3 separate regions of the Homo sapiens genome follow, and regions 1 and 2 are each linked to region 3. A link is a loop called in an ENCODE intact Hi-C map of the cell type or tissue named here. Cell type or tissue: dorsolateral prefrontal cortex. All regions are shown on one strand. Region 1 overlaps SVEP1 (sushi, von Willebrand factor type A, EGF and pentraxin domain containing 1). Region 2 has its middle 19 kb from the start of C9orf152. Region 3 overlaps LOC105376218 (a long non-coding RNA gene).

The links. Hi-C counts contacts between places; a loop is a spot of excess contacts. Peaks named below come from ENCODE experiments on the same cell type or tissue, not always from the same donor. Only the 100,000 strongest peaks of a DNase experiment are listed, where the experiment ranks them.
Region 1: it touches region 3 in a loop (6-fold over the local background); 24 of 110 quality-filtered maps call a loop at or near these places.
Region 2: a loop joins it to region 3, with 7 times the contacts of the local background. A loop is called at or near these places in 59 of 110 quality-filtered maps.

The regions. Positions count from the first base shown.
Region 1 is chr9:110,422,725-110,430,724 of GRCh38, forward strand. SVEP1 (sushi, von Willebrand factor type A, EGF and pentraxin domain containing 1) reads right to left here. Exons shown (of 48, transcript NM_153366.4): 33 at 7,550-7,726; 34 at 7,196-7,280; 35 at 6,419-6,610; 36 at 4,867-5,034. Among named protein-coding and RNA genes, the nearest start is that of TXNDC8, 89 kb to the left of the region's middle. In dorsolateral prefrontal cortex, CTCF peaks have their summits at 3,508 (motif pointing left), 4,982 and 5,184; a DNase peak (open chromatin) is centred at 4,987; H3K27ac peaks cover 3,178 bases.
Region 2 is chr9:110,184,823-110,192,822 of GRCh38, forward strand. No RefSeq gene overlaps it. Among named protein-coding and RNA genes, the nearest start is that of C9orf152, 19 kb to the right of the region's middle. In dorsolateral prefrontal cortex, no CTCF peak of the experiment used is centred here; a DNase peak (open chromatin) is centred at 4,435; H3K27ac peaks cover 934 bases.
Region 3 is chr9:110,619,413-110,627,412 of GRCh38, forward strand. It overlaps LOC105376218 (a long non-coding RNA gene), which reads left to right. Exons shown (of 3, transcript XR_007061731.1): 3 at 489-5,730. Among named protein-coding and RNA genes, the nearest start is that of SVEP1, 44 kb to the left of the region's middle. RefSeq lists enhancers at 867-1,036, 1,708-1,877, 6,975-7,144. In dorsolateral prefrontal cortex, CTCF peaks have their summits at 4,229 (motif pointing left) and 4,433; a DNase peak (open chromatin) is centred at 4,238.

The sequences.
Region 1 (8,000 bases), 200 kb before region 3:
GTCCAACAATGATAGACTGGATTAAGAAAATGTGGCACATATACACCATGGAATACTATGCAGCCATAAAAAATGATGAGTTCATATCCTTTGTAGGGACATGGATGAAATTGGAAACCATCATTCTCAGTAAACTATCGCAAGAACAAAAAACCAAACACCGCATATTCTCACTCATAGGTGGGAATTGAACAATGAGATCACATGGACACAGGAAGGGGAATATCACACTCTGGGGACTGTGGTGGGGTCGGGGGAGCGGGGAGGGATAGCATTGGGAGATATACCTAATGCTAGATGACACATTAGTGGGTGCAGCGCACCAGCATGGCACATGTATACATATGTAACTAACCTGCACAATGTGCACGTGTACCCTAAAACTTAGAGTATAATAAAAAATAATAATAATAAAAAAAAAATAAAAAAATAAAAAAATAAAGTAAAAAAAAAAAAAAAGAAAAAAAAAAGAAAAATTGTCAATGTAGATTTGTATATTCAGCTAAACTACAATTCAAGAGCAAGGGCAAAATACTATTAGTTTCTGACCAAGACTGTGTAATTCATGACTCTTGCTGGAAAAGATGCAAAGAACATCTTCAGGAAGTAGAAACATGAAACTCAAATGGAAGGAGTGTGATGCAAAAAGAAATAGTGGTGAAAAAATTAATAGACATGTAAATAAATATACATAAGCAGTGACTGCAGTTAAAAAATGACTGATTTGGAAAGCTGTAAGATAAAAGGGAAGTAAAAAGGTACATAGTGATAAGACATTTAAGATGGGAGTGCTGACAGAAGTTAATGCTTTCTAAAGTCTTCAAGTTGTTCAGGAAGAAGGCAGAAACATTAAGTATGATCTTAGGATATGGAAAAATGTCTTAAGCCTGACAAAAAAAATCCCTAAAGGACTCTAAAGGAAACAACTGATAAATATGGGTATATTAAAATAAAAAATTCTATAACAAAAGGCACCATAGAGTAAAAACGAAGCCACAGATAAGCAGAATATCTTTGCAACTCATGTAATAAAAAAGGGATTGGTTTCCTGAAAATATAAGTCAATATGAAAAACAAAATGGGAAAGAGACACAAACAATTCATCCCTAGAATAAGAAATATGCACTTTCAATAACCCTTTGGAAGGTTGTATACCCAGTTAAACTACAATTTGAGAAGTGTTTATAGTCTTAAAGTAATTTCTGGGAAGAAACAATGGGAAAACCTTAAACAATGATGAAATTGGAAAGAAGAATCAACTGTGATAAACACTATTGTAGGCAAAGTTGTGGAGCTAGGGAAGCTATCTCACATATTATTGTTTAGAGTGTTAACTGGTATGGTCACTCCTGGGAGCATTTGGTACTATCTTGCAAAGTTAAAAATGTGCATCTTCCATGACTGGACAATTCCAACTCTTCGTGTCTAGGTCAGAGATGTTCTTTTACATGTGTGCCAGGAAACATGCAAGAATATTTACTTCAGCACTTGTATTCAAACGAAGTAAATAAATTAACCCTCTACCAGTAAGATGGTAATTTAGAGATAGCTCGTTCTGACAAGAAAATACTGTCTATCAGTGAAAATAAATTCAGTTGATTTACATGTATTGAGAGGGATAAATGTAAAAAAAATAAGGTTAAGTGAAAAATCAAAGCTTCAAAAGGATGCTTAGAATATGAAGCAACAGATACAAAAATTAAAATATATAAATTAATAGGATATTTGTTTATGGGGGAATATGTATTTAATAAAGACAAATATCCATGTTTGTTACTTTGAGGAGCATAGATGAGTGATGAGAATGGCTTCTAATTATATCTGTAATATTGTGTTTCTTTTATAAATAGAGATCTAAGGTAATGATGACAAGAATTTAACATGCACTTTTATTTCAGCAATGGATACATGGGTGATTTTAAATAGAGAGAATTTTATTTTTTGGCATTTTTGTTTTGTTTTGTTTTTAGACAGAGTTTCGCTCTTGTTGCCTAGGCTGGAGTGCAATGGCGCGATCTCAGCTCACTGCAACCTCCGCCTCTGAGGTTCAAGCAAGTCTCCCGCCTCAGCCTCCCGAGTAGCTGGGATTATAGGCATGCACCACCACACCCAGCTAATTTTGTCTTTCTAGTGGAGACAGGGTTTCACCATGTTGGTCAGGCTGGTCTTGAACTCCTGACCTCAAGTGATCCACCTGCCTTGGCCTCCCAAAGTGTTGGGATTACAGGCGTGAGCCACCACGTCCAGCCTAATTTTTGCATTTCTATTTATTTCAAATGTTTTGTTAAAAATTTGGCCAGAAGAAATGAACAAGAGAGAGGCTTTCCTTCCAGTCTGGCCACTTTCAGAGCACCCCTAAAAGGGCAAAATGCATATTAAAGGGGCATCATTTTTCTTCTCATCAAGAGTTTTAATTTCAGAAAAATAAAACTGTCTCCTAACAGTTATTTTTTTTTCCTTTCAGAAAAAGACTACACGTGGTAGTGATTTGGGACTATGTGTACTTCATATTAATTTGATTAGCTAGCTCAGATAGCTTCCCCATATATTATTGAAATGTCATCACTTTATATGCTAATAATGATACAGAAAACAATAAAGCCATATTTACATCATACTTCATATATATAACACACTTTTATAAAAATGGTCTCATACCCTTTAACAATTACATAATTTAGATGGGCAGATCTGATTCAATCTTTTCAATGACAGAAAAAGTTTCCACAGACTATGATCTTGCATAGAACAAATGGGCCTGTAAGAGAATGTGGCCCAACACCTTCATGTCTTAGCTATAAAGTGGGAATAATACTTCTTCTGCCAAACTCCATCTTTGTAGAAGGAAGTACATGAGATGATTCACATAGAATTCCTCTAAATAAAAAATCCTCTTCAAATGAATAGATTTTTTAATCGTTTTCATAATTGTCTTAATTGATTCTTTAAATCACTTTTAGATAAACGTTAGGCAGACATAAAACTCATCTTACTATATCTTCTAAGTGAACAATTTGTGAGGATGTGTATGATTTGTGAAGAGGAAAAGGTATAAATCTGTACATGTAGCATCATCTTTAATATTCAAATATACATGCAAAGACAAAATTCTAGGAAGAAATGAAGTAAAATATTACCAATATTTGTCTTTGGGTAATAAAATCATGGATGACTTTTAAATATAGATTTTGTGTTTTCTAGTTGTATATGGTGATCATGCATTACTTTTTAAATCAGAAAAAGCCCCAGCAATAGTCAATATCTAGATATTGTTTGGAACATGTATATTTGCTAAGATTTCACAAACATTTAAATGACTAATTTTAAATAGTCCTATCAGTTCATTAGGGGTAGTTTCTTATGTGAGTGAGTCCACAGGGGATAGATGGGACAATCAAAAGCCATTCCTGCATTGACATTTTAATATTAAAGATTCCTTGTTCACTTAAGAAGATGTTAAGATTTGGGCTTCAGTTATTTATGCAAGTCTTTAACTCTTATTATCTTTTCGCAAGAAAATATTGTTGCCACCTGCTGGCAGTCATGTATTAGTGGAATGGTTTTCTACTCCTGTGAAGTAAAATCCAACTTCCATGAAAATACAGAAACTGCACCAATCATCATAATAATGGCTAAGTTTGTTGGGTTCATTGATTTTTTTTTTCTGGTTAGGCCATGTATTATATCATTTTATTTCTCACAATATCCATAAGTATGAACTCATTTTATGCAGGAGGACCATCAAGGCAGAGCGGTCACACTATTTCCCTAAGGCCCCACAGTTAGTGAACAACAGAGTTGAGATACAAATCCAGAAAATGGCAACTTTTCTGCTGTGTCAGCTTGTGAAGAACAACTGTAGTAAATCTGGAGTGTGAAAGCCCTATTGATGAAAATATTTATTGAGGATGCATAGAGAAAAAACAATGATTGCAATGAAATGAAACTCAGATGACCTGAGATTTAGCCACCCCTCCATACTTTATTGGTTGCATTGAGACCCTAAACTGATCATCCCAAAGGGAGTCTTTCCCTTCACTGTCCCTCACAGGGCTTTTGCTAAGATCAAATGAGACAATGAGTCTGAAAGCCCTTCGTAATTTGTTACCTGGTTTCCAGAGGTGATCTCTGAATTAAATAAGATCCTTAGAAATGTAAAAACCTGAACTTTATTATCTTTTTTCCTCCCTGTAGATATGTCATCTTTATGTTATGACTTAAGTCTTGCCTTTGGTTTTGCAGAATATAAATACACGAACGCTCACTTAAAGGTACTTTTTGCATCTTAGTAGTACAATATAAGGCTGGGTGCAGTGGCTCATGTCTGTAATCTCAGGCTGAGGCAAGTGGATCACCTGAGGTCAGGAGTTCAAGACTAGCCTGGGCAACATGGTGAAACCCTGTCTCTACTAAAAATACAAAAAGTAGCCGGGTGTGGTGGCAGGCGCCTGTAGTCCCAGCTACTTGGGAGGCTGAGGCATGAGAATTGCTTGCACCTGGGAGGTGGAGATTGCAGTAAGCCAAGTTCATACCAATGCACTCCAGCCTGGGCAAGGTGATAGAGCAAGACTCTGTCTCAAAAAAAAAAAAAAAAAAAAAAAGTATAATATGAAGATATTTTTTCACTGCATTGCCCAATGTCCATTATTGAGGGTCTAATTTGATATACTACTCAAATTCCAGGAAAATATTATTTCCACAGGAGAATATACTCCGTCTCTGCAGGTAGGAAATAAAAGCATAAGGCTCTCTTTGTCTTTGGCTGCCAGGAAATTAAATTTCGTGTCCAATGGAGCCCATCTCTGCAGTCAGGAGCATCCACTTCCTTGGCTCTCAATGATCCTTTCCTTCACAGGCCCTACTCACCCTTCTTTGCAAGTGTAAGTGACGGTGTTCCTGAAAGTGAAGTTATTCCCCGTAATGACAGCATCTTTGATGGCAGGTGGTTCTCCACAGAAGACGAGGTGACAGGCAGGTGGCGCTCTGTCCCAGATGCCAGAAGCCGTGCATTCAATAATGGAAGGGCCCTGTAAGCTGCGGGAAAGAATGATGTTACTCTTTCATTGGCTATGGATTTGCTGCTATGGAGATAAAACAGGAAGAACTCTGGAGAAAATAAGGGACATTTGAGGAATTTGAGTACACAAAAATAGCATTTCTTCATATTAGATTGCTTTATATGAAAGCAAGAGAAATCTAAACAAGCTATACACCATTTGAAACAATGAATGGGTGAAAACAATATAACAACAGTAATCACTTGGTGCATAGTAAAATATTGAATCTGCTTATGGGCAGTGGTGTAAGGCACTCCAGACCTGTGAAGAGCAGATTACTTGGATGAGAAGGGGTTCATTAGACTGGTTAGAATCCAGCAGGAAGAAAGACACTCACCTAAGTAGCCAGGAAATCAGGGCAACTAAGGTCAAAGGGAACTGTCCAGGCCATGAGCCTGGGCATTTGAACCATGCTGCCCCTGACTCTGACCTCTGGTCTTCCTTTGACTTAAACCTCACATCCCTATGCCATGGCTTATCTGCCTTTCTTCTCAACTTGATTCTGATAGCATGCTTTAATTCACTCCACTTTCTCTTCACTCGATCTGTTCCACTTCAGATCCTGTTGATCATGTTTCTGATCACAGTCTGACTTTCTCCACTGTCCCCTCTGTTTAAACACACACACACACACACACACACACACACCATTAATCTCCTACAGTGTTAAGAACCTAGCCCCTTATCTTGACATGCTTTTTCATAACATTCCATGCAATGTTGAGTACGTTTGGTAAGCTGTTTATAAAGAAATCCATCACAAAAGCATTTATCGGGTATTCTGTTTATGCTTCATAAACTATTTTTGCTTTCATGTTTAAAGTCTGAATGCTTACAGCAATTGAACTAGGACTCTCAGAGTCATAGTTAGATAGAATATTTTCTTGGGCATTTACCATTAGCTAGGTAGGCCTCGGGAAGCATACAGATTTGAGAACATCCTCATATTTATAAATTTGTTTTTAGAGTCAGCCAGTCACGTACAAATGAAACCTATTGAGTAAAGAATACAGGCACGGTGGCTCACACCTGTAATTCCAGCACTTTGGGAGGTTGAGGCAGGTGGATTGCTTGAGCTCAAGAGTTCGAGACTAGTCTGGACAAAATGGCGAAACCCACATCTGTACAAAATACAAAAATTAGCTGGGCATAGTGACGCACACCTGTAGTCCCTGCACTCAGGAGGCTGAAGTGGGAGGATCGCTTGAGCCTGGGAGGCAGAGATTGCAGTGAGCTGAGATTGCGCCACTGCACTCTAGCCTGAGTGTCACAGTGAGACCATGTCTCAAAAAAATTAAAATAAAATAGGGAGCGAGTAACACAGTATTGTAGAAAGCTTGGTTGGTGTCTACAAATGTTACCTGTATCCTGTATCGCATGAATATGATGCAGTAGAAAGGTAGGTAAGCCCACTCAAAATATATTTTCCATTATTTATATTTTCCGGACTAGAACACTTCACTGGTTCACACACAGGAGGGGAATGACTCCAAGAACTGTTAGCAAGACAGGATGATTCTTTATCACCGGCCAGAGTATATCCTTTATTACACCTAAAGAAGATAGAGGAAAATTACAGGATATAATTTGCTTTATTTTGCATGCCGTTATCTGTGCCAAAAACCTCTAAAAATATTAAGAATTTATACATATTGGAAAAGTTGATTTTTTTTCCTACTGAAATAATGCTTTTAAATTAATTTTTTTTTTCAAGATTGAATACTGTATATCTTCCCCATAGGGAAGTAGGATAGATTTAAGAATTTGGCTTGCCTTCAGTTTGTGTCATGGATTAGTAACTACAAACAGGGAATCCTTGGCTTGAGAGTGGTGTGGTCTAGTCTGTTTCTGAGACATCAAGAGTATTCATTAGCTAGGAGCATCCACTCTCAGGGTGCCTCAAGGGGGCACTGGAGGTAATGATAGATTATTGGTCAGGGGATTTAAGGATTCTAGATATAACTACCATTAAATTATTGGATTAAGATTTGTTCACACTATGTATCATTCGATTAATTACATATTAATTCAAAAATGTCCTCTGCAATTATTTTCCCACCCCCTTTCTTTCAGTGTTATATCACTACCAGTATGCCATCAACATCTTCTACAATATAGTTTTAATCTTAGATACTTACCTATATGTCACTTTGCTGCCAAAAGTAAATGCTAACTCCTCAATGCAACCATTTTCTGGAATAGCCGGTTTACCACATGAAACAGCTTAACAAAGGAAAAACAAACACGTGACTTTTTTGAGACTGTGTGCAAAAATCTTTGAAATTTCAAGGGGCAGCTCAAGATCTTTTTTTGTTTGTTTGTTTTCTTTTTTTTTTTTTTTGGTGTGTGTGTGTGGGGTCATGTTTAAACATGAGCCTAATACCTCAGTTCAAATACAAAGAACATTGATACAACATAACACTTCATATGTCTACGCCTTACCTTTCTAGGATTGCCAAACATAAGAAACGTGGTAAATTTACTAAACATACCTTTACAATATGGTATTAGATGATTCCATTCTCCAGACTCCAAACATGTGATTTTGGTTACTCCCATCAACTGGTATCCTTCCTGACACGAAAATGTGACTTCGGCACCTACTGTATAAATCTCACCTGAGGAGTGGCCATTTTCCGGATTTCCTGGAGCCTTACATTTTATAGGTTCTAGAAACAGACAGTTTTGGTGGAATAATAAGTGGCTTTCACACAACCATGCAAAGTCTCACAGCAAAAGAATTCCACTATAGTTAAGAAACCTGTTAAAATCGCAAGAGAAAACCTCGTGAAGGGAAATGCATGAGGGCCCAGAGACACATTGGACATTAGACCAGAACATACATTTAATAAGCATTTAAGCAATAATAGTTTGAAACAGCAATTCCTAACAACAATATACATAATTTTTCTGGCTGCAAAGGTAGGCGCTCATTGGGAAAGT
Region 2 (8,000 bases), 430 kb before region 3:
TGTTCTAAGCAGTCATTTAGAGGCTCAAGCTCTTTCCACCCTGTTGCTCTGTTACCTCCACAACCTTGTTGTCATGGGCATGGTCCAGCCTTAGGAAACTGTAAGGTGCGGTAAAGCATTTACTGAAAATACAGGTGGTTCCATTCCCTGAACCAGTAGCTGTAGCTTCCTTGCCTTGATTGGGACAGACAGCTGACCAACTTCTGAAGATTAGGAAACAGCCATGCCAGGGTTCCTGCTGCTACTGTAGATGCTGGCAAAAGAACAACTCAAACTAAGCCCAAAGCATAAGCTGTTAGAAACTGATTAAGGGTGCACATCCTCCCTCATTATTCAGTCCGCACCTAGTTTATTCCTTCCCGTAGTTAAAACAGCAAAAGCTATGAGGAGAATAGCTCCAAGGACAGATGGGAGAAACACAGGGGAACTTTCCATTAATCCTGGAAAGGCCTCTGGGTTGCTCAGGAGATCCTCTATATGCACACGAGACAGCATTATCATCTGAATGCTCACAATCCACAAATCCTGCATCTCATGGGAGCAGTGTTCTTGCGCTTAAGAAGGCTCCATCACAGACACACAGAAATACTGTAAAAATAAAGTGACTATGTTCAGATGTCCCTTAGCCACGTTACCTATGTCTCACTCCAGGGCAGCTAAGGAGGGCTTTTCAGAGCCTCTCAGGGTCATGCGGGTGTTTGTACTTGTGGCAGTTTCTCTAATTCTGAGTTTGCAAGCCTTGCAGACTGACCTGAAGAAAATGGCTGTGGCTGTCGAACACGTTTGCCATGTGGTTTAGTCTGGGTTCATTTCAGCTGGTCTGGATTGATTGCGTGCTTATCTCCAGAGCTACCTGCTGCATGGTAGTGACCTTAGCTAAAACTATGGAATGCATTCACTAAAGAGAAATAATGTGTTTTAACCATGAGTTCCTGAGTAGTTTCCCGAAAGGATGTACCAGTCTACCTGCAATGTTTAGTAATCATAATAATTATTATATGCATCTGATGTTGGTGGAGCCTGGGTTGACCTTTAAGGCTGGCCATGTAGCTGGAATGGCCTAGGGGACCAGCTCACTAGAAGAGACCCTCCCTGCAAGTAGACCTGGGTTTCCAGTTCTCATATTCTCTGTGTGAACGCTGATGGTGTCTGAGACCTAGAAACCAAGCATGTCTTGTGTGACTCAGCAATGGGAAGACAAAGAAGCCTGTGCCTGAGAGCTGCAGATCCCTTTTGATACTCTTCTCTCTCCTGCGGTTGCAGTATTGTACCCTTTACCTGTAATAAAGCTGTCTGAGTATAAACTCAGCACCTTAAGTATAACACTTAAGGTAATTAATGTGTAATTAATGCACATATTCTTCTAGATACACCTGCATACTCATATAATGTCACCCAAACCATTAAGTGATTTACTTGGTCCTTGGCCATCAGTCTGGTACACTGGAAAGGTACAGGCTCATTATAAGGGTATGATGAGGGTTTTCTACCGTAACTCTCTGGACTCCATAAACATCCCCAAAGAGAATTCAGATTATCTTTTCTACCTGTGTTTGAGGTGCCACAGCACAAAGCTCACTCCAGGCAGACAGAGGAAAGTGAGCACTGGGCAGGTTGAGGCAAGTATGAATCATCCTCTGACATCAGACCCCTCCTTGGAAGCTTTATCATTGGTATGCTTAATCCAGTTCCATCTGAGCCTACATCAAAAGTGGAGAAGAATAAGTTTGGGGAGCAAAAATGTGGGAGTGAATTTGGTGCAAGGGGTTCACATTAAAGCATAGCATTCCAGAAGCCCATTTAAAATGGGTCCCGGGTTTCAAGAGAGTGAGCAGGGCAGGATATTCCCCAGGGAATCACCTGCATAGATGTGAGAGGTGATGCCATGGACCACCTCGCCAAGGAGGAATGCAGACAAAAAATGGGATGAGCACCTGGGACAGAGCCATGTGGATGAGACAGAAAGATTCAGGCAGAAAGGTCAGAGGGGAGCCAGAGGGCAATCATACATAACTTTACAAAAAGTAATAACTTGGCCAGGGGCGGTGGCTCACACCTGTAATCCCAGCACTTTAGGAGGCCGAGGTGGGTGGATCACCTGAGGTCAGGAGTTTGAGACCAGCCTGTCCAACATGGTGAAACATCTCTACTAAAAATACAAAAATTAGCTGGATGCATTGGTGGGCACCTGTAATCCCAGCTACTTGAGAGGCTGAGGCAGGAGAATTGCTTGAACTGAGGAGGCTGAGGTTGCAGTCAATGGAGATGATGCCATTGTACTCCAGCCTGGGCAACAGAGCAAGACTCTGTCTCAAAAAAAAACAAACAAAAGTAATAAATTATTAAGAGGAAATTCACATAACATTAACCATTGTAAAGCAGATAATTCAGTACATTCACAATGTTATACAACCACCACCTCTAGTTCCAAAACCTTTTTATTATCCCAAACGGAAATCCTGTGCTGTGTCCTGTAAATGGTCACTCCCCATTCCCCTCACTTCCAGCTTCTGGCAACCACTAAGCTGCTTTCTGTCTATGAATTTGCCTATTGTGCACATTGCACATAAATAGAATCATACAATATGTGCCCTTTTGTGAATGAGCTTCTTTCTCCTAGTATAATGCTTTCAAGGTTCAGCCGTGTTGTAACATGAATCAGTACTTCATTCCTTTTGATGGCTGAATAATAATCTATCATATGGATAGACCACATTTTGTTTCTCCATACTCTGTTGGTGGGCACTTGGGTTGTTTCCACTGTTTGGCTATTGTGAGCAGTGCTGAAAACATGGGTGTACATGTACTTATTTTAGTCCCTTTTTTCCATTCTTTTGGGTGTATACCTAGGAATGGAATTGTGAGGTCATATGGTAATTTTCTGTTTAACTTCATACATAACTTTCAAGCTCAGCCGCATCAGCGGTTGGCAATTAGAAGAAGGTTGTTGGAGAGAACTGTCAGTCAGCTGAGAGTCCTATCCCCATAAAGAGGGGGTAGTAGGGGATGCCTGCCTCATTTCAAGCTGTGGGAAAGAGGTTTTCAAAAGGGCCCCTCAAGCAGCTTTTATTTGTTCCTTGTAAACTGGAGAACATGACACACCTGAGAACTCCAAAGGGCTCCAGGTCATAGCTGACGGTGTCCCTAATGGCTGCATGAGGTTGGCCTCCTCTCCTGAGTTTGTGAGCACAAAGTATGTGTGTGACCCATGAAGCAGAGAGGGGCTTCGCATTTAAGACAGATGGTGTTAAGATTTTCTTAGATCCTGATTACAACCACTGCCTTGGAGGGGTGAGGTGTGGAGCAAGAGCAAAACCAAGCTGGTGGTTGACTCCTGCATGCCGAGGAGCTGCAGATGGATTCTAAGCAACCAGGAAAAGCAGAGATGCCTCCTCCCATGTCCAGGGAGGATCCCATCCATTAGAGGGTGAATTTCCAAAATGAGGAAAGAAAAAGTGTCAGCATTTAATTCCTTCCCCGTGCATCTCATGACAGTATTACTCAAGTAAGGTCTTACCCACCTCCCTCCCAGTTATTGTACACTCCCAACCCTGGAGAGGATGAAACTTCCCTAAGTAACTTGGGATGAGAGCTAGAAGCTCAAGTTTGGAGAGCAGTTAACCAAGCTTCCCGTCCTTCCTCACTGCAGACGTCCAGCCCAGAGCTCCTGAGAAAGAAGTTGGAGGGCTTTTTTGTTTTTAAACTTGTGCTGGGCAGGACTTACTAAGTTCTGAACTGAAACGAGTGGTTTTCATTCCTATGAGTGACACACCCAGCCATGAATTTCATCCAAGGCCTTGGAAGGTAAAAATGAAGTTGTTTATAATTAATTATCTCCTGTTATGGAGTAAATGTTTGCATACTCCAAAATTCATATGTTGAAATCCTGAACCCCAATCTGGTGATATTAGGAGATGGGGTATTTGGGAGGTGATTGGGTCATGAGGATGGAGACCTCATGAATGGTACTGGTGTTCTTATAAAAGAGACCTCAGGGAAAAAAAAGAAAATAAAAAAGCGACCCCAGAGAGATCTCTTGATCCTTCCACCATGTGAGGACACAGCCAGAAGATGGCCGTCTATGAACAGGAAGCAGGCCCCCATTAGATGCTGAGTTTACCAGTGCATTGATCTTACACTTCCCAGCCTCTAGAACTTTCAGAAACAGATTTCTGCTGTTTATAAGCCACCCAGTCTACGGTATTCAATTATGGCAGCCTGAACTGACTCAGACATATCCCAGAAGTTGCACCTGTTCCAAGTGGTTAAATTTTTGTTACTTAGCCTCCTTAAGAACAAAGCTCGTGACTTCCTCTGTATCTGTTGCTTCTGTACCAGAGTCTGGCATGTGGAGACACTGAGTACATGTTCTCTCTTTGTGCATAAACTCTGTTTACTTCCTCATCAAGCACTCCAGCTGGAACTCAGCAAGCAAACACAAGGCGTGCTTCACAGCCCTGGGCCTGGAGGCTAGTGCAGCAAAGGGTGAGACGTTCTGTGCCCTTCCTATGGGGATAGGTAGGGAGTGAAACTTTTACCCTGCCACCTCCTTTCCCCCATCAGCAGAGATTAACAGAATGGACATTCTGTAGACTGGATAGGAAAATGGAGCTAAAAGTTACTTATCTTGCAAAAATGTCATAATCTCCCCAAAGCTAGTAAGCAATTCTCTGTGTCTCTGTCCAAACGCTTGGGACACTAAGGCGGATTGTTTTTTTTTTTTTTTTTTTTTTAAACTCAAAAAAGAAGAAATGTTTACAAGGGAAAATCTACCAAATGTGACTTCTCCATACTGATCACCCATTAAGGCAGGGGGTAGACTCTACCACAAATGGTGGTTTTCAAAGTTGAGTGTGCATCAGAATCCTATGGAAGCCTCGCTAAAACGGACTGCTGGCCCTCACCTCTTGAGTTTCTGAGTCAACAGGTCTGGGTGGGGCCAAATAATTTTCATTTTGGACATGTTTCCAGGTGACGCCGATGCTGCTGGCCTGCAGAACACACTTTAGAGCCCCTGAGTGAGACATAGGAGATTTGCTGGGATTCAAAATCACTCTTAAATTAACCACCCTAAAATTTTTAAAGTGTCTGAAAAATACCCTGAAAATAACTCTTTGCCCACCCTCCTCACCTCTGGCTAAATACCTGAGAGAGGTTTTCCAGGAGTTTCTTGCCCAAATCATTCCAGGCCCTTGCCCTGAAGCCTGCCTCGTTGTAATCACTGCATTCTCTCTGGTCTTCATATGACTTCCAGTCCATCTCAAGAATAATGCTGAAATTAGAGAAACTCCAAGACATGAAGTCATCAGCACACTTCTGGTTCTATGTAATGATGAAAGGCAGACAGGTCAGCCCTAGTGGGGAAGCTCAGGGTTTTCCAAAGCTTTGGGATGAGGAAGCTGCATCCCAAAAGAGGGTCCTCTGAGATGGTTCTCAAGGATACGGCAGGGCCTACCTGTTGGTAGGAGGAACAAAAAGGGTCTTCTGGCCTACAGTCTTTTTCAAAGACTCATCTGGGTGACTTCCTTGCCTTCTACTCACAGAGCTGGTGTGATAAAATACGCATGGGGCTGCCTCCCCCATAGGACCCTCCCCAACCCCTTCTCCCCACCATGGGAACTCAAGTGGAATATAAGAGTGGCACCCAAAGGAGGAGAGACATGAAGATTCCCACAAGTTCTGTACTCAGCCTCACAGAGAAGCCTCTATCCATTGAGCACATTTGTGCCTCAGTTTATAATCAGTGTGGTCCTAAGGCAGTGGGTCTCAATGCTGAATCTTAGAATTCTAGAATCACCAGAGGGAGCTTTCAAAAAATACCCATGCTTGAAACCAGCTCACCCAGACAGGCATCTGTAAAAAAAGAGGGGTGGGGAGGTTTAAAGAGAAATGGAAGCAAATGTCCACGAAAGGATGTGTAAAATGAACAATGCTTACTGTATGCATATAGCAAAAAAGTAGAAACAGGAGAATGGAAAAATAAATTGTAGTTAATTATTGGGAAGAGACTGAAGGCGACTTTCTAGAATGCTCAAAATGTATATCTTGATCTGTGTGTGTATGTATCTGTATCTGTGAAAATAAGCAGATATAGATGTAGATATAGATACAGATATGGTTTGACTGTGTCCTCACCCAAATGTCAACTTTTTTTTTTTTTTTAGATGGAGTCTTACTGTATCACTCTGTTGCCCAGGCTGGAGTGCAGTGGCGTGATCTCGGTTCACTGCAACCTCCGCCTCCTGGGTTCAAGCGATTATCCTGCCTCAGCCTCCCGAGTAGCTAGGACTACAGGTACAGGCCACCACGCCTGGCTAATTTTTGTATTTTTAGTAGAGAGAGGGTTTCACCATGTTGGCCAGGCTGGTCTTGAACTCCTGACCTCAAGTGATCTGCCTGCCTTGGCCTCCCAAAGTGCTGGGATTACACCTGTGAGCCACCATGCCCAGCCCCAAATCTCATCTTGAATTGTAGCTCCCATAATCCCCACGTGTCATGGAAGTGAGCCAGTGGGAGGTAATTGAATCATGGGGGTGGGTTTTTCTTGTGCTGTTCTCATGATAGTGAGTAAGTCTCACGACATCTGATGGTTTTATAAAGGGCAGTTCCCCTCCACTTGCTGTCTTGCCTGCTGCCATGTAAGACGTGCCTTTGTTCTTCCTTTACCTTCTGCCATGATTGTGAGACTTTCCCAGCCATATGGTACTATAAGTCTATTAAACCTCTTTCTCTTTATAAATTACCCACTCTTGGGTATTTCTTCATAGCAGTATGAAAATGGACTAATACATATATAATACATAATAATTAACACATAAGCTATACTCAAGATTAACACACTTCCCACACTTTACATGGTTTATGCCTTGATCAACAGAAACAATGCCAGTGCTCAAGCCCTACTTCAGAGATTGTCATTTAATTGAATATTTTCCAAGCTTCCTGATGATTCTCTTATGCAATCAATGTTGAGAAACACCGTCTCAGAAGATAGGGCCACCTTGGTCTGGGCCTGAGGCTAGAGAAACAAAAAGAGGCCTTGTAGGCCATCTAAGACTGGCTGGACTCATCAGGGTTTTGCCATAGTACACACTTGTTTGGAATTTCCTCTGCACACGCACCCTTTGGGGACTGGTAGTGGTACCTGACTGGTCAGGGGTCTTCTCATTGATCTTGTTAATTTGTGGCAATGCTCAGCAGAGAGGATACTGGGATTTGTGGGGGGCATCCCCACAGCCCTCAGGTTGTGAATGCAGCCACTGGTATCATGAACAGTGCTTTAAAAGGAGAGCAAGGCTCCAGTCTTGGGGGAGAATCCAGCAAGTGCAATCTGAAGCTGGCAGAGAAAGGGACCCATGGCAAGAGAGAGACAGGTCTCGCTCTTAGAACCCTCCCACCACGAGAGCACCTGCATTTCCCTTTTTTTTTTTTTTTTTTTTGGTGGTGGAGTCCTGCTCTGTTGCCCAGACTGGAGTGCAGTGGCAAGATCTTGGCCCACTGCAACCTCCACCTCTCAGGTTCAAGCTATTTTCTTGCCTTAGCCTCCTGAGTAGCTGGGATTACAGGCACACACCACCATACCCGGCTAATTTCATATTTTTAGTAGAGACGGGGTTTCACCATGTTTGCTAGGCTGCTCTTGAACTCCTGACTTCAGGTGATCCACCCGCCTCTGCCTCCCAAAGTGCTGGGATTACAGGTGTGAGCCACCATGCCCATCACACCTGCACTTCTTGTAAAGAGAAGCAGTTCCTGCATTGGGAGAAAATGTGCTAATCTGGATCTGGGGCTGATACTGATTTTGAGAGCCAGCTCGCCCCCCCTTAAAAACATTTGGGGTTTGGGTTGGCAGAAGACAGCATTTGCTATGACCAGCTTTTTCCTCCTTCTCCTATTTCTCAGCCAGGGCTCGGGGGCTTGTGTGCTTCCAAGTCTTAATTATGATCCTGGATTTGAGGAATTCAGGGGGTGGATTCACACAGGATGGGGGAGTTATCAGT
Region 3 (8,000 bases):
AATTTGTTGCTTTGTGTTGATGTATAATCTGGCTTTCACTGATATTTTAGTAAGGACTCTGCACAGGATAAGTATGGATAGCTAGCTAGAAGCTATTCTCACTCTTCTCTTCAGCATGGTGACTTGAATTTCCATGGTATAGTTTCAACATTGTCATTTGGTTTCCTCATTATCTTTGGCTTTTCCAAGAGCATGCTACCTATATTATAAACTGAACCTTATTTTATGTTCTATAGCTCCATAGCTTGTTTCTGCTTCATTCAACCTGATTTCATGCTAAACATGAAAGTAGCTATAAAATTCCTACTTTAAAGTGTTAATTGAAAGATTATGAAGAAAAGAACAGGGTTTTAGTAAAGACTATATTTAACTGATGGTAAAGACTATCATGACCAAATTTATTTGGCAAATGTTTGCCACTAATGTTGACAGGTAATGTAAATGGCTCATACTATAATAATCTGCTTTCTTTTTTTGTCTTCTTCCAGGTTCTGGATGAAGCCTTCCACCATTTTAAAGCTCCTTTTATGGATATTTCTGGTTTTGGTCTCAGATTTTCATTCTCCAAACATTCTCTTTAGATGACCACATTCACTTTCAAGTATTCATGCCAAATAAATCTTCATTTCCAGCCCAGACCTCCCTCCAAACTCTTGGTTTGTTTAGTCACTTGCAACACAGATTATTCATCCAGATTTCCATGGGCATCTCAAAATCAACACATCCAAAATGAAGTTATCATCCCTGATAATCCTCCTAGCTCCTGTCCCATTCATCTCCCTCCCATCTCTCACCCATAAAGAATTAACTACTGATGTTTCTCACTAACCAACCCATAATAATGACCTGCATTAATTAATCCATGTGCAATTCAGAATTACTTACATTCATTTATCCATGTGATATTTTCACTCATTAATCACCATCGTCTGCATATGTAAACAGGAACAACAACATCCACCTATCCCAGCAGGGGTTTTGCAATTACTTTAAAGCCTTTTCAAATATATTTTTGTGTGATTAAAATGATGGAGATATTTCAAATGAATTCAAGTATAAAATGCAAAATATTCCAACTTCATAAACTGTTTACTTCTGGCTTAGAAAATGTTAATATTTTTACTCAACCCATCTGGCTCTGGAGATGCTGTGTGTGCTTGATAATTGTATGTGAAAATTATTATTTGCATCTTTAAAAATTACTTGAGGAATGCTATTTATTAAACTTGTTATTCCTATCTATTTTTTGACAACATAATACAACTTTAAATTCAAAAGAAAAATTGACAAGACATATTTTAGCAGTTTAAAATGAACATCACAGATACAAAATGATCAAAGTAAAATATTATTAGCTGTAGATGACTCAAATATTTCCTCGTCTTACTGTCTTTTGTTTTGATGTGATTTCCTTCCATCCTTAAAAAATCCTGTAGCACCATCTGCTCCTATAACACTTTGGCATGCTTAAAAATTTCATTTCCAGACTCGGCAGTTTTGAAATACTTCCATGGACATTTCTTAAAGAAAATAAGTTGGAAGAATTTCCATTCCTCCCAGCTTGTTTCTTAATAAACAGCAGACGAAGTACTCAAGAAACACAGAGCTATATAAATGTTTTGTTATAATCAGACATTTCCCTTCTGATTTTCCCTCTGACCCTGTGGCTATATTATGCCTGAGGAAACAGTATTTTATATGCTATGTGCACAGTTTATGCAACAATTTTTTAATATGCAGATCTGGTTTTATAATCTGAATTCTAAAATGTAATGAATTTCCATGAAGTGTATGTTTCATGGATAAGCCAGCATTTAATAAATGACTAGATTACCCAAACACTCCAAGGGAAGTTGGAGACTAAGCAAGTAATATCAGTAAAAATAATCCAATAAACTAAATAGATTCTCCTTCTACGAAATTTAACCATACATTTAGAAAAAATTAGACTTCCAGTTTTTGACAGCGGTAATGGAAAATTAAGTGGCTCATTTTTTCAATGTGTATGACTCCAAGTCGTTGAAACTGATACAGAAGTATAAATAAGAGGTATTAAGTGATGCTGAAACTGTGGTAGGAGAAATAGCAATGGACTAATGGCCTCCTCAGGGAAGCCTAAATATAGGTGTTGCATTGTTTACAAATATATTCATCCTTTTAGTCACTTATTCAGCATATATCAAACACCTACTATGTCTAGATTTCATGTTAGTTTCTGCAATGAATCAATAATTTCCTTGTCATTTTAAAATAATATTTATCTATCATCTTAGAGATGCAACTTGGTCCCCTTCATCCAGCAATTTCTACTCTAACCCGTTTTTCACATAATAGCCAGAGTAAATTTTGTAAAGTTACAATTGTATTGTAGGATAAAGGTCTAACTCCTTAATGTGGTTTACAATGCCCTTTACAAAAGTCTCACTTTTACTTACCCTCTTAGTCTCTGCCTTTCTACACTTACTGTCTAGCCATACTGAATTACTTCGCTGTCACTCGAGACTTAGTTCTTTGCATGCTCTTTCCTCCACCAAAAATATTTTTTTTTCTCCTCTCCTTACCTGGCTTCTTTTTTAAAAACTTTTATTTATTTATTTATTTATTTTGAGACAGAGTCTCTCTCTATCACCCAGGTGGGAGTGCAGGGGTGCAATCTCGGGCTCACTGCAACCTCTGCCTTCCAGGTTCAAGCGATCCTCCTGCCTCACCCTCCCAAGTAGCTGGGATTACAGGCATGCACCACCATGCCTGGCTAATTTTTGTAGTTTTAGTAGAGACGGGGTTTCACCATGTTGGCCAGGCTGGTCTCAAACTCCTGACCTCAAGTGATCTGCCTGAGGCCTCCCAAAGTACTGGGATTACAGGCGTGAGCCACCGTTCCCGGCCTCTTTACCTGACTTCTTTTCTTTACCCTTTAGTTTCTGACATAAACATCTTATCAGTGAAACCTTCCCTAAGGAACAATGCCAAGTCAGATGACCATAGTGACCTATGCTTTCCACCTTGCAGCACATAACACAGCCAGTTATTTATTTCCTTGCCTCTTCTACTGGACTGTAAACCCCTTGAGGACAGGAAATATACTTTGCTTGCCCTGGAAACCTCGTTATGTGAAATAGCACTTTGGCATACCTTGGTAAAAAAAAGGCTGAATGAGGAAGTGGAAGAGTGAGCCATGCATTCTTCCTGTCTCTCTGAGTGAGGTCATTCAAAATGGCAAGGGTGTAAAGACGAGGGAGGCATTCATTTGCCTTGCCACTTGACTACATGGGTTGGAATATTTGATGGTAAATGCACATACTTAATCATACTCTTTTTTAAACACTACATTTAAATTCTAATTTACTATTAAAATATTTCCAACTTAAATCAGTAATGCCTTAATTTTTCTTATGGAGAAGAGTGTGTGACTTACTCTTCTTGTTTACTTTAGTGCATTATGATGGACTGAAATACAAAACAATTCCAAGATCAACTTAAATATATTTTTCTTGTTTTGGAAGCAGAATAATAATAACAAATTAACTAATCTAGAGAAATAAATATGTTCAGTAGAGAGATAATTGCATTTGCTTGGGTAAAATATTTTGGCTTGCTCAGTATCACATGTATACAGCTGTATTTCTAAAACAACTTTATTCATAAATAACATTTCTTTAAATATTTATTGATAATGATATGGCAATCTAGTATACTATGACTTTAACCTCTATAGATTCTAAGATCAAATATGTAAATGAAATAAACATACATCTATGCATATTCAACTAGGAAGCATTGTATTGAAACACTAATGATAGTATTAAGGGTTGAATTTTATTTTCATTTTTTTACTTTTCTATATTTTTCCAAACTTTGAGAATGAGCACATAGAAAAGAAAACCAATTAACATTTTTATATATGAGATAGAGCAGAAAAGATAATGACATTGTTCAAGAGAGAAATAGTAGATATGGGTGTTCCATAAGTTTCTTGCTAGCTTTAAAACTAATTTTATGAGTTCTCAATTGTACTGTCAAAAAATATATAGATTTCAATCCAGTAGAGATTCAAATAGAAATATCTGTCAAATATTCTTTCTTAATAGATAATTAATGAAAAAGCATACAATATGACTGTCATAAAAGGTGAATGCCTTTCACCTCATGGGCACTTACGTATCTAATGAATCCATGAACTGGTCAATGAATAGAAACTGAAGTTTGTGTATTAAAATCCTGTCTCTGCTGCCCTCCAGTGGCTTAACTCTGAAGAACTTCAAAAGAGAAAATCAAGTGCCATCTATTCCCAGATCCTTATTTGTGGTGAGTATGAATGCTCAGGTGTGTGAGCTTGGGATTTTTCCTGGACAGTTTTGTATTTGTCCTATTAGATATTACCTTGGTATATCAAGACCAAATTCCCAAGACTAAATGCATTACCCATCTCCTCCCACCTGCAGAAGGGTAAGCTGGAGCAACTGCCATAAATGGTGCCAATAAATACTAGCATTTGTTCGTGGACAGTTTATAGAGACTTTTCAATTGTGTTATCACAGAAAACTCCTAGTAAGAAATAGTGGTGATAGCAATTGCATCTCGTTTATTAGAAATTTCTCTGATTCCCTTTACAAAGTGGGTGATGGTGTCAGTGTTATCTTTAGGTATGAAAACCCTATGAACAGCTTATAGTCTAAAACTTACAATGTGGTGCTGTAGAAAGATGTTAGCTTAGCAGCAAACATCATCAATAAATATCTTCTGCAATCTGGTAACCATTAGAATTATATATTTTTTATTGCCCTGGACTATGAGAATTACATTCTGAATTCATTTGGTATCTTGTGTAGGCATAGGAGAAAACCTTTTTGTATCTAAGAAAATGGGGTTTTTGACATTGACTATCACCTGTTCCCAGATCTCCTAGGACTCAGACCTCAGACCTCACACCCCTGAAAGCTGAAACCTCGGGGGTTTCAGATAGTGATCTCTAATTGAGTTCTTGTCTAGATGAATTCTTAAAATATTTTACCTTTCCCTGTTATTGTGGTTCTGGAATATTCTTTTGGTTTTAGCCAAGGAAATCTCTCAATTTCTTCAAAAGTTTGCTACTGTGCCTCTAGGTGGTACAATTATTTCCATCTTTTTGCTCATTTGCAGCCTGTCTTTTTGGATTATAGTCTCTCACTACTTAAGCAATTTCTTCCTTTTCTGTAGTATGTCTCATTTGTCCTTCATAATAATGAATGTCTGTGTTTTTTATTCTCAGGTAGATTACTGGAATTTTACGTATATTTTATTGGTGTTCTCATGAATGCTTGGATTTAACAATTGTACCATTTTCCAACGTTCTATGTCATAGTAATTTTGCAACTTGTTTTCAATTAATAATATGTTGAGAATAGTGTACATAAAATGCATTTTAGAACTAATCCTAAGATAAAGTGTCTCACCAAAGCATATTTTATAACAATAAAGCAGTAGAAAAAATAAGTTAACTAAATGTCCAACAAGTGGAGATGTATTATATAAATTCAGTACCATCAAAAATGTAATATTACTCAGTAATTAAAATTATATTTTATTTAAATGTTCATTGGCTTGTGAAAAGTCTATAACATACCAAGTAGAAGTTAAAGTTATATTTTGTAAGTTAAAAAAATTTTAAAAGGTGAGAAGTATATACAAGATTTTTCCCATTTTTTTAGAAATGGATATGCATGTGTATATTGTATGTATGTTTATATGTTATGTATATGCACACAAAAATGCCTAAAAGGATATGAGTTACTAATAGTGATTTTATCTTTGGTGTGGTTGTCATTATTTAAATCTAAAATAAAAAAAATCTTAACTCCATTATCCTTCATGAAGCCCTTAATCTAATCGAATAGTTCCTTAAACTCTAGCATATACTACTTTTATGCTGTTGGTGGGACTGTAAACTAGTTCAACCGTTATGGAAGTCAGTGTGGCGATTCCTCAGGGATCTAGAACTAGAAATACCATTTGACCCAGCAATCCCATTACTGGGTATATCAAAGGACTATAAATCATGCTGCTATAAAGACACATGCACACGTATGTTTATTGCAGAACTATTCACAGTAGCAAAGACTTGGAACCAACCCAAATGTCCAACAATGATAGACTGGATTAAGAAAATGTGGCACATATACACCATGGAATAATACTATGCAGACATAAAAAAGGATGAGTTCATGTCCTTTGTAGGGACATGGATGAAGCTGGAAACCATCATTCTCAGCCAACTATCACAAGGACAAAAAACCAAACACCTCATGTTCTCACTCATAGGTGGGAATTGAACGATGAGAACACATGGACACAGGAAGGGGAACATCACACACTGGGGCCTGTTGTGGGGTGCGGGGAGAGCGGAGGGATAGCATTAGGAGATATACCTAATGTTAAATGACGAGTTAATAGGTGCAGCACACCAACATGGCACATGTATATATATGTAACTAACCTGCACGTTGTGCACATGTACCCTAAAACTTAAAAGTATAAAAAAAAATAAATTAAAATAAACAGCTGAAATGAAAAAAAAAAAAACTCTAGCATATACTTTCAGTTTCCTAAACACTCTCATAAATGTATTGTAGTGCAATAAAATCTAACACATTATAATGCCATCTTTATTCTATCATCTCCTATCAGTTCTTAGTGGAATAAATTTGAGATCAGAACAGTAAGATAATTCTATTGACCAATGGACATTACTGAATCGGGGGAAATTCCAAAGTGGAAATGCACTGTGTCACACGTTTGTTTATTATAGTTGCAGCCTCAGCATTCATAAGTTGTTAGGAATCCCATAACCACTTAGGACTGACATAAGTTGTTTGAATCCCAGTCATACCCCGTCACCTTTGGCCTAGTTAAAACTCCCCCTTCCTGCGAGGTTGTTTGCAAAATAACATGCTTATGCCTCATACCACTGATCCAAAACCCAATGCATCCCACCATTGCCAAGCACAATAACACCTAATGGTCAACACCAGAGCTCTAAAAATAAGTTCCTCATTCACACATGTTTTCTTTACACTAGCCAATCCACAACTTCCGCAGGAAAAACTAAGGGATAGTGCCCGTGGCTTTGGTCCTTCCTAAAGACATAGCCCCACAGGTTCCCCTCCTCCCCATCTCATTGCCCACCCACTGGTTGAGCTTCCTGCTACCACCTACAGATTTCCCCATAGGCCTCACATTGGCACCCCCAACCTCTCTGGAACCGGTGAGTAATAAATTGCTTCTGTTTTATGCATTTTGGTTTCACAACCTCACTGAGTCTCACTTGGCTGACATACTTGAGGCTAACTTTCCCCCTATCAGGGCTCTCCTAGGGAGTGTCTATCTCGGCTTATGGCGACTCTCAAGAGAGAGATCACAAAAACAAAGCAGACAGAAATGATAACAATAGAAATCATAACACACTGCATTGGAGAAGTACAGAGAGTTTTCTTCAGACCTCTTAGGTTCTGTGGCTGGGTCTGAGAATTAAAGTAACAGAAGACATATTAACAAGAGAAAAACATACAAGTTTAATTTTTTTCATATGTACACGGGAGTCTTCATAAGGAAAATTAAGACCTGAAGAAGTTATTAGGCCTCAATAGTTATATATCTTTTTAAACAAACAACAATAAATTGTGAGGATGTGACAACAAAGAGGCTTGGGCCAAAGGCAGTAAATGTGGGACAGTGACTAGGAAATATATGGGAGAGACTAGTGGAAGATAAGGACTATTATAATAGATTTGTTTGTACGATTGATTTTGGTGTCAACTCCAAGTCTCCAGTGATAAAGATGGTCTTCTCTTCCTGGTACAAGAAGGGCATCTTTTTCACGGGAAATTTTATGGCCTGCTTTTAGATAAAAGGTGTTCAAAGCGTATTTTCTGTATCTGCTGATTCTCAAGTGTCTCCAGCTCAAAATAATCAATATGCAAAACAATAAATTTGGGGGTGACGTGTTCTGAACCCCTTTAGAAGAA